Linked DNA regions of Homo sapiens: regions 2 and 3 are each linked to region 1. A link is a loop called in an ENCODE intact Hi-C map of the cell type or tissue named here. Cell type or tissue: A673. All regions are shown on one strand. Region 1 has its middle 130 kb from the start of TP63. Region 2 overlaps TP63 (tumor protein p63). Region 3 overlaps TP63 (tumor protein p63).

Region 1 (5,000 bases):
ATCCTAAAATTCATATGCAAATCAATAGTAAAAATATTAGTTGATTTATGAGAGTCTACATCCACAGACCTACAGAAGCACATTGCCGTAGTAAAGTCAGGCAAAATGATTTTGTTTTCTTAATTTTGATTATAAATTCATGGGGACTTGTTCAAAAAATGATGAGGGTACAAATTAGAATTAGCCCAGGGGTGATTCTACACGAATAGAAAATGTTAATTCTCCAAAATTTAAGCTATAAGTAGCAACACAAATGTTACTAAAACACTTTAAGATTAAAATCCTCTACCCTTTCCAGTGACTCAGCACTTATCGTTTTTGCTTGGGAACCAAATATTACACAGACTATAATTCTAAATTATTGATACCTATCTTTCTAAAGGCCATTTGAAAATCGTCTGGATGTTACTTATTGTTCACATTTTACTGACATCTTTAAAGCACATTTAGAAACTATTTTAGAATATCTTGATTGAAATCATTATTATGAATATAATGTCACAGATATTAGACCTGGACATGTTCCTAAATATGATGTACTATTTGTGATTCCCAATGTGATGAAATACATATAACGAGGTTATGAGAACTTCTAGTAGGATGGGAAGAATGAATGCAAACCTACTGAGGCCTCTAGTGTAAAGATAGAGTTATTTATCTTATCCTCAGGGGGCAAAGAATATTTAATGTAGAAGGAAGTTTTACAAATGGGCCAACTTCTAGAAGCAGAGAGTAGAACTGTGGTTGTCAGAGACTGGGGGATGGAGAAAATGGAGGGGGGGGATGTTGGTCAGAGGGTACAAACTTTCACTTACCAAATGAACAACTTCTGGGGATCTCATGTGCAGGTAATGAATATGTTAATTTGATTATCATAATTATTGCATAATATATAGATATATAAAATCATGTTGTACATCTTGAATGTATTTAACCTTTGTATTCCAATTAAATATTTTATAATGTTAAAAAGCATTTTTAAATTGTTAAATGGGCCAAATGCAAGGTGCAATAACATTGCTGTCTGGGTAAAGGAAGAAAGCAATGAACTGGAATAAAAGGATCTGAGTTCAAATTCTGGTTCTATCACTGCCCTGGGTTAAGTCTCTCAGTCTGTTGCCATTTTTCTCTGTTTGCTTCAGTCACCTAACTTGTAAGCAGGCGACCATTCTGAATGTTCCTTTAGGGTCTGACCTATGATTACATGATTCTTCCATTGTCAAGTGTGTTACTGTAAGCAGAGATCGGAGCAGGCAGAGAGATAAGAAGCCCAATTTAACTCAGAAATATAGAACATTAAAATGCACTTTCATCTAAACTAGTATTTTATTTTAAAAAGTGACATTTAATGAGCACTACTAAGTACCAGAGATTGTGCAAAGCATATTAAATGTTTTCACTCATTAAATCTTTCGACTCTATGAAGTAGGTACTATTTGGTCTTAGCAACTTCTTCACATCATAGGATATTTTTGTCATGTATCTAACAGGAAATTTAAGCAGCCTTGCTAGTGTTACTGTAAGCAGGATGTGAATCCAAGACAGCTATCTGAAAACATTACCAGAGCATCTCTTTTGACTAGAGAGAGCTCATTGGCCATGCATGTGTCTGTCATGACCAATGACGTGCCCTCCTGCCCAGAGTTACCAGTATCGCTAGGCTGGCAACAAGTCTTAGGAAGTTTACGTCATCTCTATATTTTTGAAGTTACTAAATGTGAAAAATATCATGACCTCAGTGTTCCCTTGCTGAGCCAGATTCATAGCATTACCACCACCTGCTCTTCCAAAGGTTTCCATTTAATGCAGGTTTAAAAATAAGGACTCTGAACTCTCTCTTGCTTTCTTTAGAGGAAAGGTGTAAGTCTGGTTGGAGTGTTTAAGAAATTCCAGGGTGATGCAGTGGAAAAAAACATGTCTCAGCTTTGCCACATGACCCTGCGCAAGTCAACTGCACAGGCCTTCAATTTCTCCATCTCTGTAACAGAGTGATTAAATAAGACAATTTGTTTGTAGGAAAAAGGACATGGATTGGGTTATGTGTCAGTTTATCTTTAAAATCCATTTAAAGCTTGAAAATGAAATTGTGCAATACTTGGTAAACACGTATTGGCTAACAAACTGCTTAAAATAGGTAGTTTAGAACCTTTTAACCCTTCCTTCCTTCCTTCACTTCCTTCCTTCCTTCCTGCACTTCCTTCCTTCCTTCACTTCCTTCCTTCCTTCCTTCACTTCCTTCCTTCCTTCCTTCACTTCCTTCCTTCCTTCCTTCACTTCCTTCACTTCCTTCCTTCCTTCCTTCACTTCCTTCCTTCCTTCCTTCCTTCCTTCCTTCCTTCCTTCCTTGTTTTCCCATCCAGACACCACTTTAAGTGCTAGAAATGCAGTTCTGAATAAAATAGACAAGGCCTCTCTTTTCTTGGAACACACATTCTGGTGGTATAAGTGGAGGACATGAAAAGAATACAATGACAAAATAGGTTTTAAAGTGATTGAATGCAAGTAGGGCTTTTATATTTCATAAAGGGCTATTAAAATAGGTTTCTCTGAGGGGGAAACATTTTGCTGAGATCCCAATGTTGAACTGGGGCCGGTGTTGTTCTGAGGGGAGACTATCACAGACGGAAGACCCAGAAAGTGCAAATGGGCTGAGGAAAGCTTGAGCATGGCCTGTCCACACAACAGAAAGAAGGCTCCATGTCTGGAGCCTGGGGTACATGGAGGAGAGTGGAAGAAATGGAATTAGAAAGGTAGCGCCAGCCAGGCCATGTACTGCATGTTAAGAGCTCTGATTTGTATTTAAAAGTCACTGAAGTGTTTTCAGTATAGTTTGATGCATTTCACATTTTTAAATTATTACTCTAACTGCAATGATTTTAGGAGGTAAGAATAGAAGCAGAAAAATGCATTAGCAAAATAAAAAGTGTACCAGGATCCAGAAAAGTGGAGTAACCAGAAGGATTATTGGAAAAAGTAGAAATTGAACGAAAATCGAATTTGAATGCCTCCAGTACCAGGCAACCCATTATCTTTTAAGGCAGATGAATCTATTTTTAAACAACTTCATCTCTCAGAAAGTACATGCCACAATTTATCACAGTATACAATATGTGCTCAGTAAGTGTTATTTCTCCCATCCTTGCACTGTAGTGTTCACACATCAGTCCTGGATTCATCCCTTGGGATCACACAAAATGATTTTAACAACTTAATTAAAATCCACTCAGTAAGCAGAGGCTAAGCATTCTGATTTCCATTTATTAGTCTAATTGTGGACAGCTTCATATTCAGTGACAGATCAACACCATTATTTCTTTCTTTCCCATAGGTCTACAGTTCTTATTAGACACAAGCTAGAATTGTGCTATGATGAAAACATTATTCTTCTTTGACTATATATACATGGTGAAAAGAGGTTGGGTGTTGAGGGACTTAGGCTGGTTCAACTTTTTATCAATTTTCAAGTCCTGCTAGTCTCTCGAGGAAGACGTATGTTCCTTAAGTGAAACCAAGTGGGTTGGCCTTAAACAGCTTTAGTCTCAGTGACCAGAAGACAGCTTGTGAAAGGTGAAAGAAGGCATGGTTCTGACCGTAAGGGCTGACTGAGCTCTGGAAAGCAAGGGAGCCAGGCAAGAGGTATATAAAGTTGTCCTGGGGCCATACAGCTGAAATTAAGACAGCTTGGGAGACCAGGTGTACAATGGCTCGGACCTACAATTTTGGAGATAATTAACTAATAGAGTGTTAGAATTATTATAGAATATTGGAATCGATTTATTCCCATATTCATACTATGTAAGCTAGGCACTTTTCTGCTTATTATCATTTGTTCTCTTCAATTCACATTTATGTTCATAAAGTAATTTTGAACAATTCTATCTTATCTCAGCTGTTTTCAAGGAAACCAAGATATGGGGTACAAAACCACATTTGACCTAGAACATCAAAGGGAAAGCACCTTATCTCTGTGTTGTGGCACTGTGGGGGAAGAATCAGCAAAATTCTTAAAGGGCATGGTTGGACTCAAGCAGAGAGAATTTAGTGATCCTTTCCTCTTTTCTTTTCCAGTTAAATGTTCTGCTTTGATTCTTACACCCCACACGTTTTGTTTTAAATAAATGAAGACATTTTCCTTGCATCATCACCACCTTGATCCCTCCTCTAAACAGATGCTCGGATTCAGTTGTTTTCAAAATGTGGTCACCAGGCCAGAGGCATCAGCAACATCTTGGAACTGCTAGAAAGGCACATTCTTAGACCCCAGACAGACTTAAATGTGGCATACTTGGGATAGGTCTGAGCAATTTCTGTTTAACAGTCCCCTTCAGATGATTCTGATGCATATAAAAGTTAAAAAATCTCTGATCAAATTGTTCTTAAAATGAATAACTGAGAGAATCCCCACAATTTACCTGTGAGGTAGAGCAGTAATTCCTGCTGCCTGCAGTGAGCTGGAGGTGGACCTTGGATTAGAAATCAGTTCTCTTGAATTCCAGGCCATGGCTCTTTCCATTGCATATGCCCTCAACCTCAGAGCTTATAAAGAACTACAATCTAAAGGTTACTTGGAATATTATCATTCTTTTAGTTTTGTAGGTTTACCAAGCTGCAAAAAAAAAAAAAGAGTAATTTTATATTTAGAATTATGAATTAAGAGGGTAAGCAGAGATGTGCACAGCCATATGGATATGTAGATATTTATTGAAATATCATTTATGACAGAATTTTTTAAAATAAAAAACTGAGAAGTTAAATGATCAACAGATAAAATGAATAATTTTATAATATATCCAAATATTCTGATACTACAGAGCCATTAAAAATAATGTTTTCAAATGATACGTGGTTATACAGAAAAAAATATACTTGGTACGAAATTACAAGAGCATAACATAAAACTGTATATGTCTAAAAATCCTTATATTTTAAACAAATGTGCCTAGAGATTGTATTTGTAGAAAATATAAGTATTAAAAATGGAAAAGAATGTACCAACATTG
Region 2 (5,000 bases), 290 kb after region 1:
TATACATAAACACGGGAGGAAGACCATAGAAACTTTTAATGTAATTCTGAGAGTTGCGCTTATAGTTGACTTTCATTTTTTATTTGTATTTTACTTTTTTCTTCTAAATTTCACACTATTTTTGTAACCTAAAATTTTTAAATCCATAATACAAAACAATATGAGGAGAGATTATCTTATCTCTGTACCTTTGTATATCTATTTACTTGAACTGTAAGTAAGGCACTATCTAAATCCAGGTAAGTGGTAAAATACTGTTATTACAATCATAGCATGGGCTATATGGTAAATGAACTGTAGGACATACATGACATTGAAGAAGGATAAATACAGGAGTAGGGGGAAAAGTAAATATTAAGATGTAATTAAACAATGAAGCAGTGTTTGTAGATTCCAGTCTCAAAATACACAGATTCGGATCTCAATTCCAATGTTTAATATCTATCTGCATTTCAGTGTCTTCATCTGTGCAATAACAATGAACATAGTATCTAAGGCATAATTTTGTGAGTATTAAATGAGTTTGTTATATGTAAAGTGCTTTGAGTACCTTAACCATAAAAAGTGCAGAATCTAAATTCTGTCTACCATTTTATCTTTTACTTGAACATGTATACAAATAAAAAATTAAATCTAGAATACAACTGTAAGATTTACGACAGAACTCGTCTCCCTTTCTATGCCTATGAGACTTACCCATTTTTCAGAACTTAGCTGGTCACCCTAAAATGGGTGAGATCTAATATCTTGCTTTGGAACTTAGCCTCAGACTAAAAATTGATTTGTTGAACTAATTCAGTGGCCTTCAGTAGCTTCCTCAAATGCTAATTCTTATCACCTATCTGAGGCAGGAGAGGAAGGTAAACACTTAATTCATGCAATATTAGAACTTTAAAAGTTACTCAGTGTGTTCTGTTGATCATCCTTCAACTTAATGGTAGCTGATACCAAAAAGATCTCATTGGTTTTGTTCTGCAGCAGCCTGGAAAGCCCCAACATTTCTTAGCTTTCACGCATGTTCTAAAAACCCCAACCTTTTTTGACTATTACAGGTTTTTCATGCTGACAACTGTCCCTTTTCACAAATAATTATCAAGGGCTTGAGATACGGAGCTTGAATTGAAAGCGATATTTTTTCTCTCTTCTATTTTAGATACTATACTTTGATTTTTACAAGATCAAAAGGCATCTCTCTGTAAAATCTCTCTGTAAAAAGGCATCTCTCTGTGTCCGTCTCATAATAAATGCTTTGGGTAAATACTCTTCTAATTCTAGTTCTTTCTTATAGAATTATAGAACTGTTTAATTGAGCTGATACTCACCGAGCTTTTGGAGTACTAAATGTGACATGATGAACATAAATGTATTCTGACTTCAAAAACTTCACAATCTTGTTGAGGAGAGCGTTAAGTATACAACTTTTTGCATTGAAAGATAGAATTTTATTACTGCTTTTATTTATATTCATATAAAATAAGAGAAGGTTTAACTTCAACTAGGGTTTAGAGAAATTCTCACATCGGTAGGCTTTAAAGAATCTAAAAGTATTTGAATATATCGGGAAAGCAAATGAAGGCATTCTAAACTGAGGGACCGGAATGAACAGAAGGACAAAAATAGCCAGCTGGGGTCCACATTTGCTAAGCAAAGTGGATTATAAGGAAAGTGAAGCTGAAATGGTAGTTTGGGGCCAGATTTTAAAGGGCCTTGAATGCCATTCTAAGTAATTTATCTGGTCCTGTTGGCACTGGGACACCCTGAGGAGTGACATGATCAGAGTTGCACTTTAGGAAAGATGAAGTTATATAGTGAGGGAGCTCTAGCAGGGAGGAAAGAAAGTGGAGACATTGCTGTATGTTCCTTTTTTGCCCTCATTCAGCATTCAGGTAGATTTGTTATTAAAACATAGAAGGATTGATTGTCAGCCCCTGTACCTGCTAGTTCTGTATTCATGGACTCAAACAACCATGGATCATAAATATTCAGGGAAAAAATTAAAAATAAAAATACAACAAACCAAAAAAATCCAGTATAACTATTTAACTTTTTCACATAGGGATGTCAAATGGAGCCATTGACATCGGTATTTTATGAAAATGGCATTTCAAATCTGAGAAAAATATATATTATTCGATAAATAATAAAGATCAGTTTTCGATTGATGAGAGTGGATTTTCCTTTGTTTTTCATACAGACATACATTCTGGAAAGTTAAAAGACTTGCATGTGAAAACATTCAAAAATCCTAATATTGTAATATGGTTGCAAAATTTTACATTGGGCTGGGAAAGGCCTTTCACGCTGTGTCTGAAACACAGTAAGTCATAAAACAAAAAAGGATAAGTTGACTATGGAAAAATTAGAATTTTCCTACACCAAAAAGCAAACCATAATACTGTATGCAAATTTGAAAGACCAGACATACCTAAACACACACACACACACACACACACACACACACACACGCATGCACAAATACATATACAAACACAAACACAGGAAAATATAGCACTTATAATAAAAAGTTGGATGTTAAAAAAGATAGTCAACAAAATGTTAGCATTTTGTTATTTCTGGAAAGCATATGCTTCGATCTGACATCTTGGACTTCTATTCCCAAAGCTATGGCTTTACAGCGCCGCCATTTTTACCCAGGGGGCAGCGTGACCCCTAATTCAGAGACCGTGGAGCTTTACGAAGTCTGAGGAAATGACTGAGAAAAGGCAAGAGCTCTAAATAGAGTTGTTCTAACTACTGAGGACTTGGGACATTGACGTAAAATCCTTGCATTTCTTTATTTATCTGAAAAATGTAGATAATAATACTAACTTACACCACTAGGTGGTTAGAAAATTAATGCATGTTACTAAACATTTAGTACATTTGAGATCCACATATAAGCATTGTTGTTGAGTGCAGAGAATTGTTACTTCTTTGTAACCTGCTTAAATCAATGCATGATATTTACATCAGCTACTCACTAATTCTGAAACCAAACATTATCAGGTATACTTTAATTAGCTCTTTTATGGAAATGTTTGTGCTGAGTTCAAATCTACATGAACTATTAGCGAATTTTTCATTGTGAGGATACCTTAAAGCAAAAAATATGGATTTTCCACCAATATGTTCCTTTTCCTTTATGTCATTTAAGTATCTTAAGTAGCTGTGCAGCTTGACTACTTCACTTGTACAATATGAAGATGAGCAAACTGAGGGACAAATAAATATCCGAGTAAAATCAGAGGAATATCCTCTAAATCACTTCTCTGATTCTGGACAAAAACAGGCTCTTATCTTTGTAATTGTCTTTAGAAATCATTTAGCTCTGCCCTCATTTCACAAATGAGGAATCTGAATCCAGAGTGGTTAAGTAACTTGCCCCAAGGGCACGGAGCTCCTGTCTCCTAACTCCCAGTCCAGTGCTCTTTTCTTCCAACATACTCAAAGTTCTCAAGTAGCCATAGTGGATATATTGTCTTAGATTTTGTCCAGAATCTTTGTAGATATGTTAGACAGAGACCGTATTTGGATTCATGCTGATAGCTGAGGTGGCACATGGAAGGAATCTGACTTTTTCATCTTTCAAATCTTGCTGGGAATCTTTTGACTTCGTGAAAGGTGAAGTTTGTTTACATTTTTAGTGGATATCAATACTTGGGACCCTGAGCCTTAGATTTAGGTGTTCAAATGGCTACATGATCCCATTAGTGTAAAAAACAATTTAATAATGACTTTGGTAGGCAGTTGTGCTAACAGCATTTCCTCTAGATCATTGATTCCCAAGCGTGACTCATCCAGAACCGCCTAGCAGGCTGTATAAAATCCAGTTGTTGGGGCTGTAACCCTGCAGAGTCTGATTCAGGAGGTCTGGGGCCACGTCCAGAAATCTGTTTTTAAAAAGCACCCTGGATGATTTTCAGGATCATCCAAGTTTTTGGGCCACAGGAATTATGCATACCTTTAAGGAAGTAACCATCTGCTTTCTACTGTTGACTCTTAAGCTGTCAGTAGGTGTAGAATTTAGACACATTGTACAAAAAATTATACTGTATTTTGTAAGTAGGTTTTTTTTTTTTTGCCTTCTAGGCAGTGCTCATTTGGTTAATTATAGGTAGAAAGAGAGATCATTCTTCCCAATATATGTGTGAAGAAATGAATGTTTTGTCTGATATAAATTTGTAGTGTTACAGAGTACTGTCATATTCTTGCATACTCAAGATCAAATTATATTATGGGAGTTTTTTGGTTTTTGTGTATAAAAGAAGGAAGCATTATTACCAGTAACCTATGGGTCTTATATATCAGCCAATGACCACGTCATCCTTTAAGTGCATAAATTTTATGGATGCAAAAGTAGAAGTAAAGGGGAGGCAAATCCGAAGTCGTGAACGTATTTGCAAACTTTGTTTCTGAAATGTATGTTCTAATCTCTTCTGGCTTCCAATTCTCTTCTAAACTTTGTGTCTTCTAAATTTTAGAAGAAATCACAATTTTCACTTATAGTTATCTTGGCCACTTACAACCTTTCAAGCAAAATAGAGGAAATTGGGTCCCTGAGTGGGGGGTGGGGGTGTAGGATGATGTCAAGAAATAAATCTAACTGAATTACAAATACTCAGCAGTAAAGAGAGTATTTTAATGAATCAGATGATAACCATCAGGGTGCATTTCATCTCCACTAAATCTTCGTACCAAGGCCAGATTCTACATGAATGTTGGTACGTATTTATGTAAATGTATTTTTAAAACAAAAGCCAATTGATATCTTATGCTTTAATACTTATTCCACTAATCATTTACATAGATGCATCACGTGCAGTAATCATTTTTATTACCTATTCACAAGCAAAAATATTAGTATAAACTGGGTACAATAAAATAGAGAAAAGAAATATTCAAATAGATAAGCGTTTTGTTAAAAAAAAAAAAAAGAAGAAAGAAAGGACACATTTATCAGGATTCCTATTTCCCGTACATAATATGGATGTTTGTTTGTT
Region 3 (5,000 bases), 170 kb after region 1:
TTTTTAAAAAGAAGAATTGAAGACTGACACATCCAAAGAAGAAATAGACTCATAAACAGATATAGTTGGTTATTTTCATCTTTTCACAGTAATTGATAGAAAAATTGAGTTCAGAACAGGTACAGAAGATCCAAACAACATTACCAACCAACTTGAACCAATCGATATTTGTAGCACACAATACATGACAACTGCAGAATGTACATTCTTTTTACCTACCAAGATAGAGCACATGTTGAGCCATAAAATCTCTCAATGTATTTCAAAATATGGAAATCATGCAAATTGTGTTCTTGGAGTCTAATGTTATAAATTATAAATCAATACAAAAATAAGATTTTAAAACTCATAAAATATCTGGAAATTAAATAAGAATCTTCTAAATGACTCATGAGTGAAAGAAGAAATCATAAAAGAAAATATATTGAACAGAAATAAAAACAGGACACATAAAAGATTGTAGGATGCACATACTACCCAACTTCAAAATATGCTACAAAGCATTAGTAACCAAAACAGTCTGGTGTTGGTATAAAACAGACAAATATACCGGTGGGACAGAACAGAGAACCCAGAAATAAATCTATGTGTTTGCAGCCAGTTGATTTTTGACCCAAGGTGCCAGGGACATACATTGGGAAAATGACACCCTCTTCAATAAATAGTACTGGGAAAGCCATCAAACTAGAAACCTTTCCCTGGTCATATATGAAAATCAACTCAAAATGAATGAAAACTTAAATGTAAGATACAAAATGATAAATCTACCAGAAGAAAACATGATAAATGCTTTAGGACATTGGTCTAGGCAAAGATTTCATAGGTGAGACTTCAAAAGCACAGGCAACAAAAACAAAAAGACAAATGAGAATATCTCAAACTAAAAAACTTGTGCACAGCAAAGGAAACGATCAGCAGAGTGAAGAGACAACCTGTAGAAAGAGAGAAAATGTTTGGAAAGTATACATCCGATAAATGATTAATATCCAGAATATACGAAAAATTCAAACAACTCAAAAGCAAAACAAACCCCAAAAATATGATTTTAATAATGGGCAAGGGATTTGGATAAACATTTCTCAAAAGAAGACATACAAACTTACAAAAAATATAAGAAAAAATGGTCAACATCACTAATCATCAGGGAAATGCAAATCAAAACCACAATGAGATATTATCTCACTCCGGTTAGAAATGTTATTATCAAAAAGCAAAAAGAAATCACAAATGCTGGTGAGGATGTGAAGGAAAGGGAACTCTTACACATTCTTGGTTGGAAGATAAATTAGTACAGCCATTATGGAAAAGAGTATGGAGGTTTCTCAAAAGATTAAAAACAAAACTATCATATGATCTAGTAATTCTACTACAGGGTATTTATTCAAAGGAAAGAAAATACATATATTGAAGAGATACCTGCACCTTTATATTTATTGCAGATCTATTTAAAATAGCCAAAATATGGAATCAACCTAAATGTCCATCAATGGATGAATGAATAAAGAACTTATGATACATATACACAATGGAATACTATTCAGCAATAAAAAAGAATGAAATATGGTCATTCACAGCAACATGGATGAGCCTGGGAGGACATTATTTTAAGTGAAATAAGTCAGAGACAGAAAGACAAATACTACATGTTCTCACTCATATGTGGGGGCTAAAAATATTGAGTTAATAGAAGTAGTGAGTAGAACTGTGGTTATCAGAGGCTGGGAAGGGTAGCAAGGAGGGAAAGATAGGAAAAAGCTGGTTAAGGTATACAAAGTTACAGCTGAGTAGGAAGAATAAGTTCTATGTTCTGCAGCACTATAGGGTGAATATAGCTAATGATAATGTAGTGTATATTTTCAAAAAGCTAGAAGAGAAGATTTTTGAATGTTCACAACACAAAGAAATGATAAATGTTTCAAGTGATAAATATATTAGTTATTCTTATTTGATCATTACACATTGTAGATAAGAATGCAAAGATCACTCTGTATCCCATAAATATGTACAATTATTACCTGTAAACTAAACATAAAAGGAAAAAAATAGGTTGCAGCCAAAGCTGTGCAGAGGCAAATTTACAGCTTTAAATATCCATATTAGGAAAAAAAGTTTTAAAATAAATTATGTAAGCTCCTACATTAAAATATTTGAAAAAGGCTGGGTGCAGTGGCTGCCACCTGTAATCCCAGCAGTTTGGGAGGTCGAGGTAGGAAGATCACTTGAGTTCCGGAGTTGGAGACCAGCCTGGACAACATAGAGAGACTTTGTCTCTACAAAAGATGAACAAAATTAGCTGATCATAGTGGCACATGACTGTAGTCCCAGCTACTAGGGGAGCTGAGATGGGAGGATTACTTGAACCTGGCAGGGGAAGGCTACAGTGAGCCGAGATCATGCCACTGTACTACAGCCTGGGTGACAGAGCAAGAACCTGTCACAAATAAAGATAGAAAGAAAAAAGGAAGGAAGGAAGGGAGGGAGGGAGGGAGGAAGGAAGGAAAGAAGGAAGGAAGGAAGGAAGGAAGGAAGGAAGGAAGGAAGGAAAGAAGGAAGGCAGGCAGGCAGGTAAAAAGAAGAAGAGATTAAGACCTAAGATAAACATAAAAATAAAGTATGAGCAGAATTCAACCATAGAGAATTAAACAAAGCCAACAATTGGTTTTTTTAACATAATTAATACAAACAGTTAAACCTCTAGCAAGATTAATCAAAAAAAGAGGAAAAAGCAAAAGAATACCACGATCTTGGCTTACTGCAACCTCTGCCTTCCACGTTCAAGCAATTCTTGTGCCTCAGCCTCCCGAGTAGCTGGAATTGCAGACTCCTGCCACCACGCCTGGCTAATTTTTGTATTTTTAGTAGGGACAGGGTTTCACCATGTTGGCCAGGCTTGTCTTGAACTCCTGACTTCAGGTGATCCACCCTCCTCAGCCTCCCAAAGTGCAGATTACCGGCATGAGCCATAGCACCCAGCCTATCAGAATTTAATAAATAACAATCATCTGAATAGATGCAGCAAATTTTTTCACAGAACTGAACATTCTTCCATAATAATAACTCTAGGAACTAGGAAAGAAGGGAATCTTCCTCAGTCTGATAAAACTGATCTGTAAAAAACCTCCAGCTAACATTCTACTTAATGATTGAAGAAATCTTTCTTAAGATTAGAGAAAAGGGAAAGTTTATTCTTGGCAATTATCTTCAATATTATTCTAGAGGCTCCAGTTAGGACAATAAACCTAAATAAATAAACATGCAAAGTAGAACATAAAGATTGGAAATATATAAAGTAAACAAAAAAACTGTAAAAATTACAAAAATAAATCTATCAGATAAGATAACTTAGCAAAGTCACATCATATAAATACAAACAAATGAATTTTATTTTTGTGTATAGGTCGTTAACAACTGAAAAACAATAATCTTTACCATAGCATTAAAATAACACCACAAAACAGGAAGAAATTTAACAAAAAGATAGGCAGGACATTTATACTGAAACATTGATGAGATAAATTTAAGCACATATTTTCGTTTCTGTTATACCTTGTGTAGAGGGGTGGGAATCACAACTCAATTCAATTATTTGCAGCTGTTTCACTTCTGCAATTTACTTAGCTTAAACTCAGTTTCTAATTCTTTGTCATCATTCATAAAATTCATTTTCTGGATAGGTCATTAATAGAATTGGAAATATGTGAAGTAATTGGCATAAACCCTGAACTTAATAGAAGTACAGCAAATTGAAATAGTTTTATTATTGTTATTATGAATAATGCGTTATAAAGTGAGATACTTATATTTATTACTTTAGCAATAAAGAAACCATAGGCAAGACTTTGAATAAAGAAAACAACATATGATTGATAGCGTAAGTGAAGATTAATTTTCATAATGGTGAGAAATCCAGGCTTATTTAGCCTTTTATTTACTAATAAATTCTGAAGATAAGTCATAAAACAATGTACGGATAGTAGATACACCAGTGTACATAATGTCAGGTCTTTGCAGAAGTGGCAAGTAGCTCAAAAGTAGGTTAATATGAGAAATTTCTTTTTCAAACAAAATGAGATAGCATTGTTCCAGGACTTCTTATTGGGACCTATTCAATCCTGAACCACTCCATCTAAGTCTGCATATCTCCAAAACCACAGTCGTCATTCTTGTTTGGGATGATGTTCTTAAATGTCTTATTTCTGGTTCCCTCAAAAACAGAAACCCAGACAGGAACTTTGGTCCTGGTAATTTATTCAGGCGATGATCCAGGAAGCAAGAAAGGGGAGCAAACAAAGTAAGACAGGGACACAGAAGCGTCAATATAGAATGATTTATCGAGGTTACACTGTGGGCAATGAGGGATTTTTTTCCAAAACCTGAGAAACATACAGAAAGTTTCCCAAAATTTTCCCTTAGCCAGACAGAAATCTGCAATATTTATCCACAAGCTCCATGAATTGAAAATTACATGAAGGCATTAACTCCCCTAACTCTCTGCCTATCCAGGCTGCGTGTGTACCAGGCTGAGTAGATTCCCAAAGTGTCAGAGAAGGCACTGAAGCAGAGTACAGATATACACATAAAATGAGCTTTAGATGGGACTCTATCAATGTGTGGCAGATCTGAACTAGCACAGAACTGCCCTCTGCAGCTAAGGCTGAAATCAGAAATGAGCTAAGGTGATAATGATATTAACTAGAAGACCCTATGTAGCACATCAAGTGTAAAAACGGGTTAGGTTTTCTTCACTCTACTAATGCTGAGGCACTCCTCAGCATTGACAAAATCATGTATTTTGTCAAGTGTCTTAGTCTTTTCAGGCTGTGATAACAAATACCATCAACTAGTTAGCTTATAGACAACAGGAATTTCTCTCTCATAGTTCTGGAGAATGGGAAGTCCAAGGCACTAGCACGTTTGGTGTCCAGTGGGGAATCATTTCCTTATTCATAGATGATACCTTCATACTATTCCTTCACATGATAGAAGGGACTAACTGGCTC

Evidence for each region. Peaks named below come from ENCODE experiments on the same cell type or tissue, not always from the same donor. Only the 100,000 strongest peaks of a DNase experiment are listed, where the experiment ranks them.
Region 2: it touches region 1 in a loop (2.3-fold over the local background); 2 of 110 quality-filtered maps call a loop at or near these places.
Region 3: it touches region 1 in a loop (15-fold over the local background); 2 of 110 quality-filtered maps call a loop at or near these places.

Annotation. Positions count from the first base shown.
Region 1 is chr3:189,498,894-189,503,893 of GRCh38, forward strand. No RefSeq gene overlaps it. Among named protein-coding and RNA genes, the nearest start is that of TP63, 130 kb to the right of the region's middle. In A673, no CTCF peak of the experiment used is centred here; DNase peaks (open chromatin) are centred at 1,648, 2,038 and 2,438; H3K27ac peaks cover 5,000 bases.
Region 2 is chr3:189,784,018-189,789,017 of GRCh38, forward strand. The region is part of intron 3 of TP63 (tumor protein p63); the gene reads left to right. Among named protein-coding and RNA genes, the nearest start is that of MIR944, 43 kb to the right of the region's middle. RefSeq lists promoters at 2,596-5,000, 4,699-5,000. In A673, CTCF peaks have their summits at 2,808 and 3,014; a DNase peak (open chromatin) is centred at 3,824.
Region 3 is chr3:189,670,164-189,675,163 of GRCh38, forward strand. All of the region lies in intron 1 of TP63 (tumor protein p63), which reads left to right. Among named protein-coding and RNA genes, the nearest start is that of TP63, 41 kb to the left of the region's middle. In A673, no CTCF peak of the experiment used is centred here; no DNase peak of the experiment used is centred here; H3K27ac peaks cover 677 bases.